Regions from separate parts of the Mus musculus genome. Here region 2 is linked to region 1. Evidence: chromatin loops called from intact Hi-C (ENCODE). Cell type or tissue: heart. All regions are shown on one strand.

What was found. Peaks named below come from ENCODE experiments on the same cell type or tissue, not always from the same donor. Only the 100,000 strongest peaks of a DNase experiment are listed, where the experiment ranks them.
Region 2: it touches region 1 in a loop (2.4-fold over the local background); 2 of 42 quality-filtered maps call a loop at or near these places.

Annotation. Positions count from the first base shown.
Region 1 is chr3:51,360,895-51,368,894 of GRCm38, reverse strand. No RefSeq gene overlaps it. Among named protein-coding and RNA genes, the nearest start is that of n-TPagg5, 5.5 kb to the right of the region's middle. In heart, CTCF peaks have their summits at 3,225 and 3,424; DNase peaks (open chromatin) are centred at 3,484 and 3,814; H3K4me3 peaks cover 1,606 bases; H3K27ac peaks cover 634 bases.
Region 2 is chr3:51,153,013-51,161,012 of GRCm38, reverse strand. No RefSeq gene overlaps it. Among named protein-coding and RNA genes, the nearest start is that of Gm35891, 28 kb to the right of the region's middle. In heart, a CTCF peak has its summit at 4,198 (motif pointing left); DNase peaks (open chromatin) are centred at 3,842 and 4,142; H3K4me3 peaks cover 565 bases; H3K27ac peaks cover 1,152 bases.

The DNA of each region.
Region 1 (8,000 bases):
TACTGGAGCCTATAGCATATGTAGCCACACGTTTTTGCTCTCATACACAGTATGAAGTTCCCTCCTTTGGAAGAGTCTTAAGTTAAATCAGAGAGCATTTGGTTCCAACCACAATAGTCACAGCACTAATGAATCAGTGGGCTTATCCTGCTTAGAGTGTTGGATGGTTTCATGTCAACACAGAGAGATTCTCCATTGAGAAAATGTCTTTGTAAGATCTGCCTATACACAAACCTATAGAATATTTTGTTAATCAGTGATTGCTGTGGGAAGGCCCAGTCTATTGTGGGTGGTGCCACCCCTGGCACATGGTCCTGGGGGTGTATAAGAGAGCAGGCTGAACAAGCCATGAGAAGCAAGACAGTAAGCAACACCTGACTTTCCTGGATGGACTACAAGCTGTCTGATGAAATAAACCCTTTCCTTCCAGGTCCTTTTTGGTCATGATGTTTTATCATAGTGGTATAGAAACCCTAAATAAGACAGTAGTGTAGCACACAGGGTCCATTGTTGAGCTGGACTGTCAACAACCAGCTTTGCTCCGCAGCCAGTGCCCTGCAGGACTAGGAAATCAATCAGGGGAGAAGAAGCCTCCAGCTCAGACTCATGGATTTCTCCACACTCTGCTGCCAAAGCAGGTACTGTCTTTTGCAATGGGAACTTAACATCTAGTTCTGGCATACAACCAACATCAGCGCCAATAATCTCTGCAGCATGTAGAGCCTCGGGGGCCAACAACTCACAGAAGCAATTCACTTCTGATACGGGATTTTCCATCCAATAGCCTTATAGCTTCTGGGTGTGCCTTCTTTTAGAAACTACTTTTGTCTAGGGGTGGTGAGATGATCCAACAGTTAGGAGAGCACTCTGATCTTGTGTACCTTTCATCCTAGCATTGGAGAGGCAGAGATGGGCAGAATTCCAGTTCAAAGCTAGCCTAGTCTACCTAGCCAGTTCCAGGCCACCCAGGGTTACATAGTAAGACCCTGCTCCTCATCACAAAAAAAGACATTAGGTGGCTATAGTGGGGTTCATGCCTTTAATCCTAGCATCCAGGTGGCAAGGGCAAATGAATCTCTGTAAGTTTGAAGCCAACCTGGTTTATAAAGAGAATTTCAGGCTAGCCAGGACTATATAGTGAGATCTTGTCTTTAAAAAAAAAAAAGTACATTTCTTTATTTTTATTTTTTTGCTTGTTCATGAGGGTAGAGATCAGAGGACAACCTGTAAGAGAGAATTCTTTCCTTCCATAATATGGATCCTCGGGTTGGGGGAGAAACTCAGGTCATCGGGCTTAGTGACAAGGTTCTAACCTACAGAACCATCTCTCCAGCCCTGAGGGGTACACTTTTCCTCTGCTGCAGCATACCTTTGCTCAAATTCTAATCGTTGGGGTTTTGTAAATATTTCTTTATTAATGTGTGTGCGTGTGTGTGCGCGCACATGCTAAGTGTATGTATGAATACCATGTGCATTCGGTGTCTGCATTGGGCCCATTGAACTGGAGTTACAAGCAGTTGTGAGCTGCATGAGGTTGGTCTTGTGAAGTGACCCAAGTCCTAGCAAATGCCCTTAATTGCTGAGCCATCTGTTCAGCACCCTATATTTCCATTTTAATAACCCCATAATTATTTCAGTCAATACAGCCTGTGTATAGTTGTAAAATGAATGGAAGTACAATTAGTCCTGGTCCCTTTAGCCCTGTGACTGTGAAGCGAGTGCCCCAATCATTATCAGTTCTCCGTGCCTGTGGGTACCGCTGAGTTGGATAAGACCCAGTGTGCTTCACTCATGGATTGCTGCACAACACATTAACTGATTAAAAGTTTTCTGTTACAGGATATCTGAGCTGGTTTCTAGTTAGGTTGTGGCTCAACCCTTAGCACACACCTTTAATCCCTCTGGCTGGAATATAAACACATCCATAGCTCTCAGCTTTAATCCAAACAATGAAGGTAAAGTTCGTCTGTAGAAGGAAACACCCATGTTTGAAAGTGATGTCTAATTGAGTGGCAGAAAAAGTGACGAATCAGAGAAAGATCTGACAGATAGGATACTCCCAACTCTCACAAGGAGAGAGGAAGAGGAGCATTCAGCACAGGAATACAGTAGCGTTCCTAGAGAGTGGTACAGTAGAGTTGAGAAGGAGAGTGGAGCAGCCTAGAGCGAGAGAAAGAGGAAGGAGGCAGTTTGTGGTGGTTTGAATACGCTTGGTCCAGGGAGTGACACTATTAAGAGATGTGGACTTTTTGGAGTAGGTGTGGCCTTGTTGAAGGAAGTGAGTCACTGTGGGGTAGGCTTTGAGACCATCCTCCTAGCTGCCTGGAGGCCAGTCTCCCCTGGTTGCCTTCTGGTCAAGATGCAGAACTCTCAGCTCCTTCTCTAGCACCATGCCTTCCTGCATGCTGCCGTAGTTCCTGCTATGATGATAGTGGACTGGACCTCTGAACCTGTAAGCCGGCCCCAATTAAATGTTTGCTTTTATAAGACTCGCCTTGGTCATGGTGTCTATTCACAGCAATGGAAACTCTAACTAAGACACAGTTTTACCAGGACAGTTGTACAGAGACAGGTAAAGACAGAGTGAGCCAGAAAATGAGAAGAAGCCATATTAGAACATTGCTACTGTTAGTTTGAGGCACAGCAGAGCAATTCAGAGACTGAGAGAGAAGACAGCTTGGAGAGAGAGGAGTTTGAGTCAGAAGAGCTAGATTGAACCAACCAGCCAGAGTTCAGAAGGAAGAAGAAAGGGTGTGCTTAGCCAGCAGCAAGTTTCGGAGGCTGAAAACATCCTAGGCCTACATAATATTGTATGGAGGGTAGAGGCTTCCAAGACTAGGCCCAGGTTAGCAGACTGGGGCATTAAGGCTTGGAGACAATGGACTTGCGGCAGTGTCCACACAGGTGAGCACCGACTTGTATCCTTACTGACATATACGGACCCTGTATAGTCTCTCCGTGTCTTAATTTGGAACATGCCTCACATTTATTGTTACCATGCAGAATAGCAGACTATTTCATGGGAATGTTGGTAGCTCTAGCTACTTTCCAGTGTGTGCCAAATCACTGTGGCCAGACTGTAGATAAGAGCCTCCAGTGATCTCTGGAGGCAGATGGCTTGTAGCTTGGTAAGGGCATCTGCTTCCCGATTTTCAAACCTCAACCAGCTATGGGCTGCCAGCCACATAGAAAACCACTGATTCCTGTTGAACTCTGTTACATATGTCCTCCAAGATCTGCTGCCCCACAGTGGTGGAAAGAGCATCCACCTGGTTCTTTTCCCATTGGGCCAGCCATAAAGTCAGACCTCCGAATACAGCCCCGCTACTGTCCATATGGATTGTCACAGGGTAAATCTCACTACCAGTGAAACTGGTACTTTCCACTCTGCTGTCTCTTATCTCAGTCCGCTGGCTACGCTTTCTCGCTTTCTTGCTTCCTTTCTCCAGCCACACGGTGTCAGTGTTCATTTGCATTTCGACCGCCACCCAGTCCCGTTTGGTGTCCTCCCCTTCTGCAGACAGATGGTGTCCCTCTTAGCACTTTATCTCTCCTAGCGCTTGGTTCACTTACCCGGGGGCGGCTTAGAAGCTTGAAAGAACACTGGTGCCAACACAGCCTGCACGGCCTTGGCGACGGGACTTGCAAACACCGCACCACATTGCTGTAAAAAGTGCGAGCCGCCTCTGGCAAGTTTGATTTCGCGCTACCGGAGAAAGAGACGTGGCCTTTATTTGGATATGCAGCTTTCGCTGTCACTGGGATGCTGGGCCCTTCCTGTTGGAATGCTCCACGTTCATCCAGCAGTTGCTGTTTTAGTACTGTGCGCCAGCTTCCTTCCCTTTCCATGGCTAGGACCCAAACGCTATTAGAACTGTTTGCTCAAGCTGTTTTTTTCCATAGTCCCCCGAACATCTGGTGACTTCTAACACAAAGGGACACGGCCATTAAGGTTATCTTGCAAGGACCTTAGCTTACTCAGGAGCCTCTTGAGCCATCTATCTATTTTAGCACTTACAGCACGTGGTACATTTTTACTAAGTTGTTGGGTGTGATATTGATACCCCTCTTACTGGAGTATAAGATCTAGAATTTCACAGAGGAGCTCGCCCTTGCCTTTTGTGGACTGACTGCCCATCCTGCTTCCCTGAGGTGCACACCGCGAAGTCTTTCAGAGACGTGTTGTGAAACTTTTTCACTTAGGGGAGAGAGCAGGAGGAGAAAGCAAGGTCTCCAGCCACCTTCCCTTGACAAATAGACAGTGTGGCAGGTAATTTTGCATGAGTGGTAGAGACTCCTTTGAATTTAAATAACCCCTGGGGATTCAGCAACTCAGAGAATACAAAAAGACGGAGGAGAAAAGAAGGTAGAAGAAGGAAAAGAAGGAAGAGGAGGAGAAAGAAGGAAAAGAAGAAGGAAGAGGAGGAAGTAGAAGGAGGAAGAGGAGGAGGAGGAAGAAGAAGGTAGAAGAAGGAAAAGAAGGAAGAGGAGGAGGAAGAAGGAAAAGAAGAAGGAAGAGGAGGAAGTAGAAGGAGGAAGAGGAGGAGGAGGAAGAAGGTAGAAGAAGGAAAAGAAGGAAGAGGAGGAGGAAGAAGGAAAAGAAGAAGGAAGAGAAGGAAGTAGAAGGAGGAAGAGGAGGAGGAGGAAGAAGAAAGAAAAGAGAAAGAAGGAAAATAGGTGTGTTCGCAAGTTCCAACACCACATGGAGAGATGCCATTACTTGTATCTGTTGTTCTGGCATAAGAGCCGTGCTGGGCACAGTGGCATAGACATGGTAACTACCTTACTTAGTAGTGCTGGCCACAGCGGTGTAGATGGGGTCGACCTTACTTAGCTCTCTTCATCTGAAGTCTTTTATAGGAGCTGTCTGGCATCTTCACAGGCCACACACCAAGCTGAAGAAAGAAAGGCCTTCGGGTTGAGCAAATAACCTCTAATCTTTCTAGCTCCTTTAAAGTTGCTGTAATTTCAGCATAGACTTCCAGGTAGTCAGTACAATTTGATATTTATAGGTCGACTCAGAGCCGGAACTTTCTAGGTTCCCAGGGGGCCACTCACAAACGGCGGTCTTGACATTTTGCACTCTCAGGTGAAATTCTGCAATGGCGGCGTGCAGGGTGAGCACCAGCAGTGTGTCCACCCCCAGTAGATTCTCCTGCTGAGAAGAAGTTCACTCAGGGTTTACCCTTGGAGAGAGACAATTGCTATCACTGCGACTTACTGTGTAAACTTATGCCAACTTGACACACAGGATAGAGTTATCTGAAGGAGGGAAATGAGAAAAATGCCTCCATATGACCCAGATGTAAGCTATTCTCTCTCTCTCTCTCTCTCTCTCTCTCTCTCTCTCTCTCTCTCTCTCTCTTTCTCTCTTTCTCTCTCTCGGTTTTTTAAGACAGGGTTTCTCTGTATAGCCCTGGCTGTCCTGGAACTCACTCTGTAGACCAGGCTGGCCTCGAACTCAGAAATCTGCCTGCCTCTGCCTCCCGAGTGCTGGGATTAAAGGTGTGTGCCACCACGCCCGGCTCTCTCTCTCTTTTTTAATGATGTATTTATTTTATGTATATAGGTACACCATTGCTCTCTTCAGACACACCAGAAGAGGACATCAGACCCCATTGCAGATGGTTGTGACCCACCACATGGTTGCTGGGAATTGAACTTAGGACCTCTGGAAGAGCAAGCAGTCAGTGTTCTTAAGCAATGAGCCATCTCTCAAGCCCTAAGATATTTTCTTAATTAGTTATTGATGGGAGAGGGCCCAGCCCACTGTGGGTGGTTCCATGCCTAGGCTGGTGGTCCTGAGTTTTATAAGAAAGCAGGATGAGCACACCATGAAGAGTGAGCCAATGAGCAGCACCATGGTGGTCTGAATAAAAATGGCTCCATAGACTCAAGGGCTGGCACTACTGCGAAGTGTGGCCTTGTTGGAGGAAGAGAGTCACTGATGGGTGGGCTTTGTGGTTTTAGAAGCTCAAGCAAGGCCTATTGGTTCACTGTCCCTTCCCTGGCTTCCGATCCAGATGAAGAACTCTCAGCTCCTTCTCTAGCACCATGTCTGCCCACATGCCACCATGCTTCCTGCCATGGTGATAATGGACACTGCAAGCCAGCCCCAATGAAATGTTTTCCTTCATAAGAGTTGCCGTGATCACGGTGTCACTACATAGCGATAGAAACCCAAACTAAGACAAGCAGCCCTCCGTGGCCTCAGCTTCAGCTCCTGCCTCTGGGATCCTCCACTGTCTGAGTTCCTGTCCTGGCTTCCCTCAAAGATAAACAGCTGAATAAACCCTTTCCTCCCCATCTTGCTTTCTGGTCATGGTGTTTCACTGCAGCAGTAGAAACCCTAACTAAGACACAGGCTTAGTCCTTATCCCCTGCACCATCCCAAGATCCCAACTGCTGCCATTGCTCTTGGCACTTTGGGGTCACTACAATGCTCCAATAGCCACTGAGCCAATAAACCTGCAATTCAACAGGGAGCCTCTACACACCATGTGGGCTCTGTGGCAGGCGGACACTAAATCAGAAGGATAGTGGAGATCGTCTCTTTGTCCATAAAGGGGGTGTGGTGGCTTGAATAGCTTTGGCCCCATAGACTCACGTATTTGGATGCTTGGCCCATGGAGGAGGTGTGGCCTTGTGAGAGGAAATGTGTCACTGTGGAGGCGGGCTTTGAGGTTTTGTTTGTTTGTTTTGTTTTGTTTTTTTCAAGATAAGGTTTCTCTGTGTAGCCCCAGCTGTCCTGGAACTCACTTTGTAGACCAGGCTGGCCTCGAACTCAGAAATCTGCCTATCTCTGCCTACTGAGTGCTGGGATTAAAGGCGTGTGCTTCCTCTGCCTGGCCTGGGCTTTGAGGTCTTAAATGCCCAGTGTGGAATCCAGTCTCCTCCTGGCTGCCTTTGCATCAAGATGTAGAACTCTCAGCTTCTTCTCCAGCACCAAGTCTGCCTGCACATGACCATGCTTCCCACCATGATGATAATGGACTGAACCTCTAAACAGTAAGCAGGCTCCTGTTTTCCTTTATGAGTTGCCTTGGTCACGGTGTCTCTTCACAATAACCCTAACTAAGACAGGGGGTACAGTAAAGGGGGTTTCACCTGGGACTACATATCTCTCATCCCTTTCACCCACTGGCTAGTCTCGAATTGTCACAATTTCTGTCCAGGGCCACTGTTTGGTGGTGGTGGTGGGGGTCCCATAGGTGCTGACTTATGCATTCTCCTTCCTTCTGAAATAAAGTGTGGTGCGGAGGGGTATTTTTTCATCACTTGTGTTGTACTCTCCTCCGCTTTACTGATGCTTCCCTTGGCTTCTGCATCAGTTATTCTTTTTGTAGTTATGATCAAACATCTGACAAGAAGCAGCTAAAGAAGAGAGAGGATGGAGTTGTAAACTGTGAGAGGCGTGGCAGCCGAAAGCATCGTTTGGTTGCTTACACCGCATCTATAGTCGGGAAGCAGAGAGAGGACTATAAATAAAACTTCAAGGCCTGCCCCGCAAGAACATACTCCCTAAAGGTTCCACAACCTTTCCATACAGTGCCGGCAGCTGGAGACCAAGTGTTCAAGCTTATGAGCCTATAGGGAGGATCCTATGGGGAGGAGTCTAAGGGAGGAGCCTATGGGGAGGAGTCTATCGGGAGGAGCCTATCAGGAGGAGCGCATTCCACATTCAAATCACAGGAGGTTACAAGGCTTTAGAATCCAAGGAGGGCTCCTTAGCATAGATCTAATTTGTGCTCTCTCCTTCTCGTTCTCCCTCTTCCCTCTCCCCCTCCCTCCTCCCCGTCTCCCTCCCTCTCCATCTCATGGGGCTATAAGAGACAGAAAGCCAATACCCCCATAACATCCTTCAGTTCCTACCTGGCATACCCTGCCCCCAACCCTGAACTTTCCAGCCCACGAGCTGACTGGACTGCCCTTCCCCAAAAGGCACCTCTTCCCTCTTCCCTATATTCAGCCATTTTGGTTCTCTCTCTCTCCCTCGCTCC
Region 2 (8,000 bases), 210 kb after region 1:
GCTGGAACTGGAACACTACCTCAGCTTTCTGTTTTCCAGATCCTTCAATGCCTAAGCTTGACTGTCCTGGAACTTGTTGTGTAGATTGACCTTGAACTCAGAGATCTGCGAGGCTGTGTCTCCTGAATGCTAGGATTCAAGGCGTGTACACCATGGCTGGATTTCAGCTTTTAACACCACAGTGCTCAATGGCAGAAGATCAGAAACAATTAACCGCTCATTACTGTTTAACTGATTAAGCTCTGAGTGCATCAGTACAGTGGCATCAGAGCTACGGCACAATGTAGAACGGAAGATAATGAAGGTCCCTGTGAATTGCGGTGGAAGGACTGACTTTGCTTAAATGCAAGAGCGAATGGGGAAAACCAGCAAGGCACAGAACAATCCTAGAACGTACTGCGTTCAGATGTATGTGGCAGCATATGCCTGTAACCCTGCCACTTGAGAGGAGGGGGCAGGAGAATCAAGGCAAGACTCAGCTACATAGTGAATTCAAGGCCAGACTCGGCTACGTGAGACCGTCTTCATCCACGAGCGCGCGCACACACACACACACACACACACACACACACACACACACACACACACACACGATTCATACTCACTGTATTTGCATAAAGGAAGGCTGGAAGATACTTGATGATCTGATTAAAGTTTACCTTCTGGAGAACAGACTGAGGATAAGGCAGAATAAGTTGTTTCATTCTGGCCCTGTAGGGTTTTTTGTTTGTTTGTTTGTTTTTAATTTAAAACCTGCAAATGTTTTGCCTATCCAAAAGCATTGAAAAAGATCACCAGCACTTCTGATACTCTTTCCCCTCCTGCCTGTCTGGAAGTGGCAGTTGCAACACTTCTGTGGACTCATTTATCATTTATACAGCGAGCAGTGTCTCTCGCCTTAGGCTGGAGGGAACAGCTTAATGTGAAGGGAATGAGCGCGGCTGGAACTCAGTCAGCCAGACCTCATTTCAGATTTGGCTCCAGCTCTTGCTAGCTGTGTGATTCTGGGCAAGCCACTTCGCCTCTCTGAGCTTTGTACATGTTATAAATCTGGAGAATAAATTCGATGTTAAATAAGTCCTTCCATGATGGTTAACACTGAACGGTCAAATCGGGGATGGAAGCCCGTTGTTATATTTCATTTTCTTTGACTGAATCAATCCTGAGCGTGCCTAGTGCCAACTCAGACCCAGGGCTGCACATGAACACGAGATGGTATGGGTGGTGACAGGTTTGTTTCCTGAGGGATTGCAGGGACAGAAGCCATTCTGTTTTCAGCTCATAATTAGGACGAGTAAGCCCACACCTATCTCAGAATAAAGGGTAGAAATTGTTGCTTCTTCCCCTTCAAGGCATGCCCTGCCTTGTTTGCCAGCATCTACTGCTGCGAGAGGACAACCACCCATGAAATCAGGGTGCTTAGTGGCTGGGCTCCCCACCAGGACTCTGCAGGAGGGGTCAGGGGTCAAGCAGCAAGAGGCTCAGCCTTCCAGTTCCATTCCAGGCTCTTTATTCTGATGCTGAGCTCAGGGCACATCATTAATTCAACGCATAATTATGAGTACCTAGAGTGTGCCTGGCAACTGCTCGTGATTCAGAGAAACAAAGATCAATGAAGTCTGACTTTTGATCAAAGCTAAAATCAATCCTTCAGACATCTGTCCTGTGTTTACCTTGCTGGGTTCAATAAGTGGATTTTTTTTTTTTTTTTTTTTTTTGCAACTCCTTCCTTCCATATTGGCTCTGTCTTCCAATCCCTTTTAATTTTGACATTTAGACCTAGCGGAATATATATATATCTGAATAAAAAGCTTTTAAGGCCCAAAGCATTTAAGGCTATTAGTTTAAAGAAACATGTGCACATATTCACGGAGGGAATGGCTTTGAGTTTCTGCGTTGTGTCTGGCTTCACCCATATGCTGAAGTAGGACCACAGCAGAACAGGAAAGAGGAAGGCAGCCTGGATGTATTTGCATTAAGTCCCCTGATGAGGAAAAAAGGCAGTTCCTCAGGTTTGGATTTGTGGCTGGGGTTTGGAGCTTGTGACTTCTCATCCTCAACCTGGCTGTGAAGCCTCTCACCAACTCAAAGCTTAATGGCTCCTCTAATTCTGTCTTACTCGTCAGTGTGAAGGCATGATCATCATTAGGAATCTTTAAAGTACGGACTGGGGAGATGGCTCAGCAGGAAAGCACAGGACCTGGGTATGGGTCCCCAGCAGGAACATAAAAATCCGGGAACATAAAATACAGCACATTGTAATCCCAGCGTTGAGGAAGCTGAGATAGGAGGATCAATTTAGCATCTGCTAAACTGCCCAGATGCACACCCACACATAAATGAAGTAAAACATACTTTCAAACAAGGCCTTCCCAGTATCTTTAATGTCAGAGACACTTTGTATTCTAAGATAACTTAAGACCCAACAGGTCAGAAGGAAAAAAACGGTAGGCAGTTAGATTGATTTCTCACCCTATGGGAAATGCATAAGGCTGGAACCAAGCCTTTTCTCCTCTTAGCAGCAAATAGTAGTTTGTAGCCAGGCAGTGGTGGCACCCGCCTTTAATCCCAGCACTTGAGAGCCAAAGGCTAGTAGATCTCTGAGTTAGAGGTAAGTTTGCTCTACAGAGACAGTTTCAGAACAGCTAGGGAGGGCTACAGATACAATTTGCAAAACTCATGAAGCTCAAGAAGATGGAAGACCAAAGTGTGGATACTTTGTTCCTTCTTAGAAGGGGGAACAAAATACCCATGGAAGGAGTTACAGAGACAAAGTTCGGAGCTGAGAGGGCAGGAAGGACCATACAGAGACTGCCCCACCCTGGAATCCACCCCATTATACAACTACCAAACCCAGATACTATTGCAGATGCCAACAAGATTTTGCTGACAGGACCCTGATATAGTTGTTTCCTGTGAGGCTATGCCAGTGCCTGGCAAATACTGAAGTGGATGCTCACAGTCATCTATTGGATGGAACACAGGGTCCCCAATGAGGAGCTAGAGAAAGTACCCAAGGAGCTGAAGGGCTTTGCAGCCCTATAAAAGGAACAACAATATGAACTAACCAGTACCCTCAGAGCTTGTGTCTCTAGCTGTATCTGTAGCAAAGGATGGCCTAGTTGGCCATCAATGGGAGGAGAGACCCTTGGTCTGGCAAGGATCATATGCCCCAGTATAGGGGAATGCCAGGGTCAGGAAGTGGGAGTGGGTGGCTTGGGGGAGCAGTGGGGAGTGGGAGGGGGGGAAGGAGGGTATAGGGGATTTTGGGAGAGGAAACTAGGAAAGGGGATTTCATCTGAAATGTAATGAAGAAAACATTTAATTAAAAAAGAAAGAGAGAAAGGAAGGAAGGAAGGAAGAAAGAAAGAAAGAAAGAAAGAAAGAAAGAAAGAAAGAAAGTGTCTCCTTGGCCAGCTGAAGGAGGAGAAAGGTTTCAGAAAATGCCAGGTAGAAGATGCCAGAGGAGCCTATCTGCCTGTGTGGGGGTCTCTCCCATGTTAACAGCACCTTCTAGAGTTCTGGGAAATGAGGCCGAGAGGCTCCAAGTGGTGACCTTGGGTGGGTGACAGTGCTCAGGCAGCTGCTGAGCTTGATTGAAGGAGCTGTTAGTTTCCAGTCGCCTCTTGGAGAGCATCCATCTTCATCCCCACCCCTGACTCCAAAAGGGCAAAGCCTGCTGAGAGCTCCGAGGCTCAGGACTCAGGTTGTTCGAGTCATTTGCTGCAATGTTGATCCTGTCCTCTCTGTGTACTTTGCCAGCTTGAAACGAAACAGCGCTGCTATGGAAACCGCAAACACCAGGCAATCCTGGCCCCTGCACTTGGCAGCCCAGCCAGGGAGAGATAATGGCTTCTGTTGTTATCTATTGGACGCTGATGCTCAGCCGGTTTTACCCTCAGGGCCCTGACTAGGGATGGGCTGACACTGTACCATAAGTGCTCTCTTGTCTGTTCCCTAGGCTCCTGATGCAGGCTAAGATAACCAGTGCAGCCAGGGTACCCTTCATTATCCCGGTGACAGCCCCGTGTTTTACACTTCCCTGCCGTCTGTGGTCCCTCATCTCAGGTTACTCTGAAGGCTTAAAACCATCCTCTGAACTGCTTGGCAGGCCTACATCCTGTTTTCCAGAACTAATGGACACAGTTTCGGATCACGTGCTTCATTTGTGGGTTGGGAAAGGCAGCAACGCCCCCTAGCGGAGCATTTTGTCGTGCTCAGAGCAGGTGGCTGGGCAACTTGGTCCTTGGAATGAATATGAATGACAGCCATCTGAAAACACATTTAGTGTGAAAAAGCAAAAGACTATTAAAACCTGTTTGTTGGCTGCAACATTTAATAAGAGGTCAGTTTGCTATATGCAACGTCAACAATGATGACGGGAGGAAGTAAAGTCGTAGGTTGGGTAGTCAGAGGCCTTTCACCTCCCCCTGAGCTGCCAGGTTAAATCAAACATGACCTAGCAGGCAGGAGGCGTGGGCAAACACAGCTGTGTTTAGAATGCGCTGATGTCTTGGTCTGTTTTTCCAATATTTGTGCTTTGGAAAGAGCTTTCTGCTTGAAATGAGCTTCTCCTGCGTTTGGAACTTCTACGCATGGGAGGAGAAAACCATGCCACCTCTGTTTCCCAGATATCTCAGGGTCTTTCTCGCCCTCCTGAAACAGGCTATTTTTCTCAGTAACGTCCATTTTCTGCGGTTTGAAACTGCTCTTTTCTGGAAGAGATAATCGTGGGGAAAAAAAAATCTTCTAACCCATTTGCTTGCAAATGGCAAGAAATGTTTGATATTCTTGAAGTTCTTGCCACATAAAGCAGGGTGATTTTCAAATTCTATTTGATCCTTCTGAAAGCTAGCTAGCCTTGTTCTCTGAAAAATTGTAGCACAGGCACAGAAAAATGCCTCTAATTTCTGCCTATTACTTCTTCTTCTTTTTCTTTTTTTGTCTTTTTCTGTAGGATGTTGCTCTCAAGGATATGTGGAAGAGAGACGTGAGTCAGGCCTTTGCCATTAATGGTTGTCCCTTGCCCCAGAGGGAAAGCCAGCAATGTGGTATCGTGCTATGAAGATAGTGGGATAGATACTTACATGTGGTGAATGAAAAGCTCCGGGAAGGTCTTGGCATAACCGAGTTAGTCAAGTTATGAGTCATTAGTCAATGGCTCAGTTTCATATGTCAGGCCTCGGATGGTCTTCCTTTTATTTGACAACTGGAACATTTGGCAAACATCCTGAGTGGTTTTGTGTTTCATGAGGCAGAGTACAGAGAGAGCCCAGGGGTTGGGGACCTGGCCCAGCTACAAAAGTGCTTTCTCAGCAACTGTGAGGATTTGAGTTTGGAGTTTTCAGAACTCTAGAAAGAGTCAAGTGTGCATGCCTGTAATCTCAGAGCTGGTGAGGCAGAGACAGGCTGGAAGATTCTCTTGGGCTTGTTTTCAAATCAGTCAAATCAGCTCTTCATTCAATGAGAGACCCTGTCTCAAAAACAAAACAAAAGACAGACAATCTTGCCCCCAAACAAAACCAAATCAAACAAAACAACAGCAGCAACAACAAAAATAGTGGAGAGTAGTTGAGAAAGATAACTGATATTTACACTTGCTTACACACACACACACACACACACACACACGCACACGCACACGCACACGCACACGCACACACACACGTGCACACGCACATGCACACGCACACACACACTTGCAAGAAACCTTGTGGAAGGAAAAGCTGGAGTCTGTCCTCTATTGGGGCAGTGACTTCCTCTTTGAGAAGCCTGTATCCTGGAATCCTGGGCGGTTGTCTGTAGCGTGCGTGATGACCTGGCTGAGAACAGGGAAAGCACTCTAGCAGAGGACTCAGGATCAAGGACAGGGATGTACCCTCTTGCTGACACCAAAAAGAGTGGCCCTTTGAAAGGGGACACAAAGCACAGCTCTTATCAGTGGCTGCTCACACTAGTTGGTACTGTTAGCTGAGTGTCCACACAGCTCGGTTCTGCTGGACACTCTGTATCCGTCCTCATCAGCCTTCATGAGGACTCCATGGCATAGATGGGCTTCTCCTATTTTACAGGAAAGGGAACAGATGCTAAGAGTGTGTGATCTTGCCGACTTGCTTGGATCTAGAATAAACCAAGAGACAGGTGTCTGGGCAGGTTTGTGAGGGCTTATTTGAGAAGGATTAATTGAAAAGACCTGCTCTCAGAGTGGGTGTAACTTTCCAGTGCTTGCCTTTGTGTCTCTCCCTTTGTGTCTCGGTGGTGAGCATGCCACCTCTGCTGCTGCTATTTCCCGTGGTTAGCGTGGCTGATACTTTCTGTGGTGAGCATGTTCGTCTCTGTTGCTATCTTTGCTGGAGCCATCTTCCACTGACCTCACACTCCTGTCTTTGGGTTCCAATGTGGACTGAAGATTAGAGGCTCCAGGAACTTTCCAGGCTTTTGGTGCCATACTGGGACTGCTGAGGGTTCATCTGTGTGTACTGAGCAGCTACCGGGTTCTCAGGCCCCTCCTTTGCGCAGGAGGACACTGTTGGATGACCCAGTCCCTGTTGATTGAGACATTCTAGTAAGTGAACTTTTGTTAGTTCTGGTCCGTTAGACAACTCCAATACAGAGGGGTCAGCTCACCAGCGTCACAGGAGTGGGGGCGGGGCAGAGCCAGGGGTCTCATCCAGGTCTGTGAGTTCCTAAAGTCAAGCTTACGTTTCCCACACTGGCAGTGCAGACTTCATTATGCTCATTGCTCACAGCAGTGTCTTGCACAGGGACCTTCATTTGTGAGCCTCCGTCTGTGGCTGATTTAGATCCACCAATGAAATTCAAGGAGTTCTGATGGGGGTGGGAACATCCTGGGGATACAGTTGGAATCAAAATGTCTGCTTGGCAGGTTTGATAGAATCCCAGCATTTGGGGGTTGGAGATAGAAGAATCCATGAAGGCTAGCCTGAAGTTCATAGTGAGACCCTGTTGAAACACAAACATGCACGCGCGCGCGCAAACACACACATACACACACACACACACACACACACACACACACACACACGGTGGGGGGTGGGGGGGGGAGGAGAGAGAAAGTGAGCTTGTTCCATGAGTTATTTTAAAAGCCTTGATGTACTAGAATTCTGGGGGAGTCTAGTCAGGAGCTTCCAAGGCTCTTTGGACGGAGTCTTGAAAATTACACTTGAATTGTGGATTGGAGAAAAAAGGGCACAAATAACACATACATATGTGTACATGCGTACACATATACATACTACATGTGTATATATGTACAATGCTCAAATCTGTAAAGTTTCATGAAAGGATTCTCAACTCTGACACTGTTTGAATCAGGCTTTGAAGCCCTCACATTGGCTGCAGCATGACTGGGAATAAGCCCAACTGTAGGAACAGGAAGGGGCAGCTTGGGTGGCAGAGTGTCCATCAAGACGTGCAGCTACATGCTAGGACTCCTAAGAGCCCCCGTGGGACATCAAGGCCCGACCACACAGCATGGTTGTGGGCCAGGCCCTGGAGTATGCCAAACTGAGCTGGGTAGGAGGCCACAGAGCTGCGTAATTGGATCTGTAAATGGTCTTCTGAAAAGAGACTTCAAAAAAACCCACCTGGGAAGATGTCACTTAGTGGGAGTCCTTTTCCCTCTGTGAGAGATGTCCGATTAGAATAGGTCCACGCTTGCTGGGCTGGAGTCCTACAGGGATCCTAGGGCTGGCAGGGTTCTTCCCTTTCAGTTAGAGACCTGGATGCTGAGCAAGCAGAGCTGATGTTTTCCTCCCTGCCTCTCCATCCTGACTCCCTCCTTTCTTCTTTCTCTTGGTTTTAGGTCTTATGCCTTTTAAAAATTACATTTTATATTGTTTTTTTAAAATGTGTTATTATTGTGTGTGTGTGTGTATGCATATGAGTGAGTGTATGTGTGCATACATGGTGTGGTTTTGTGTGAGTGCATGGTGTGTGTATGCATGGTGTGTCTGTGTGCATGGTGTATGTGTGTGCGT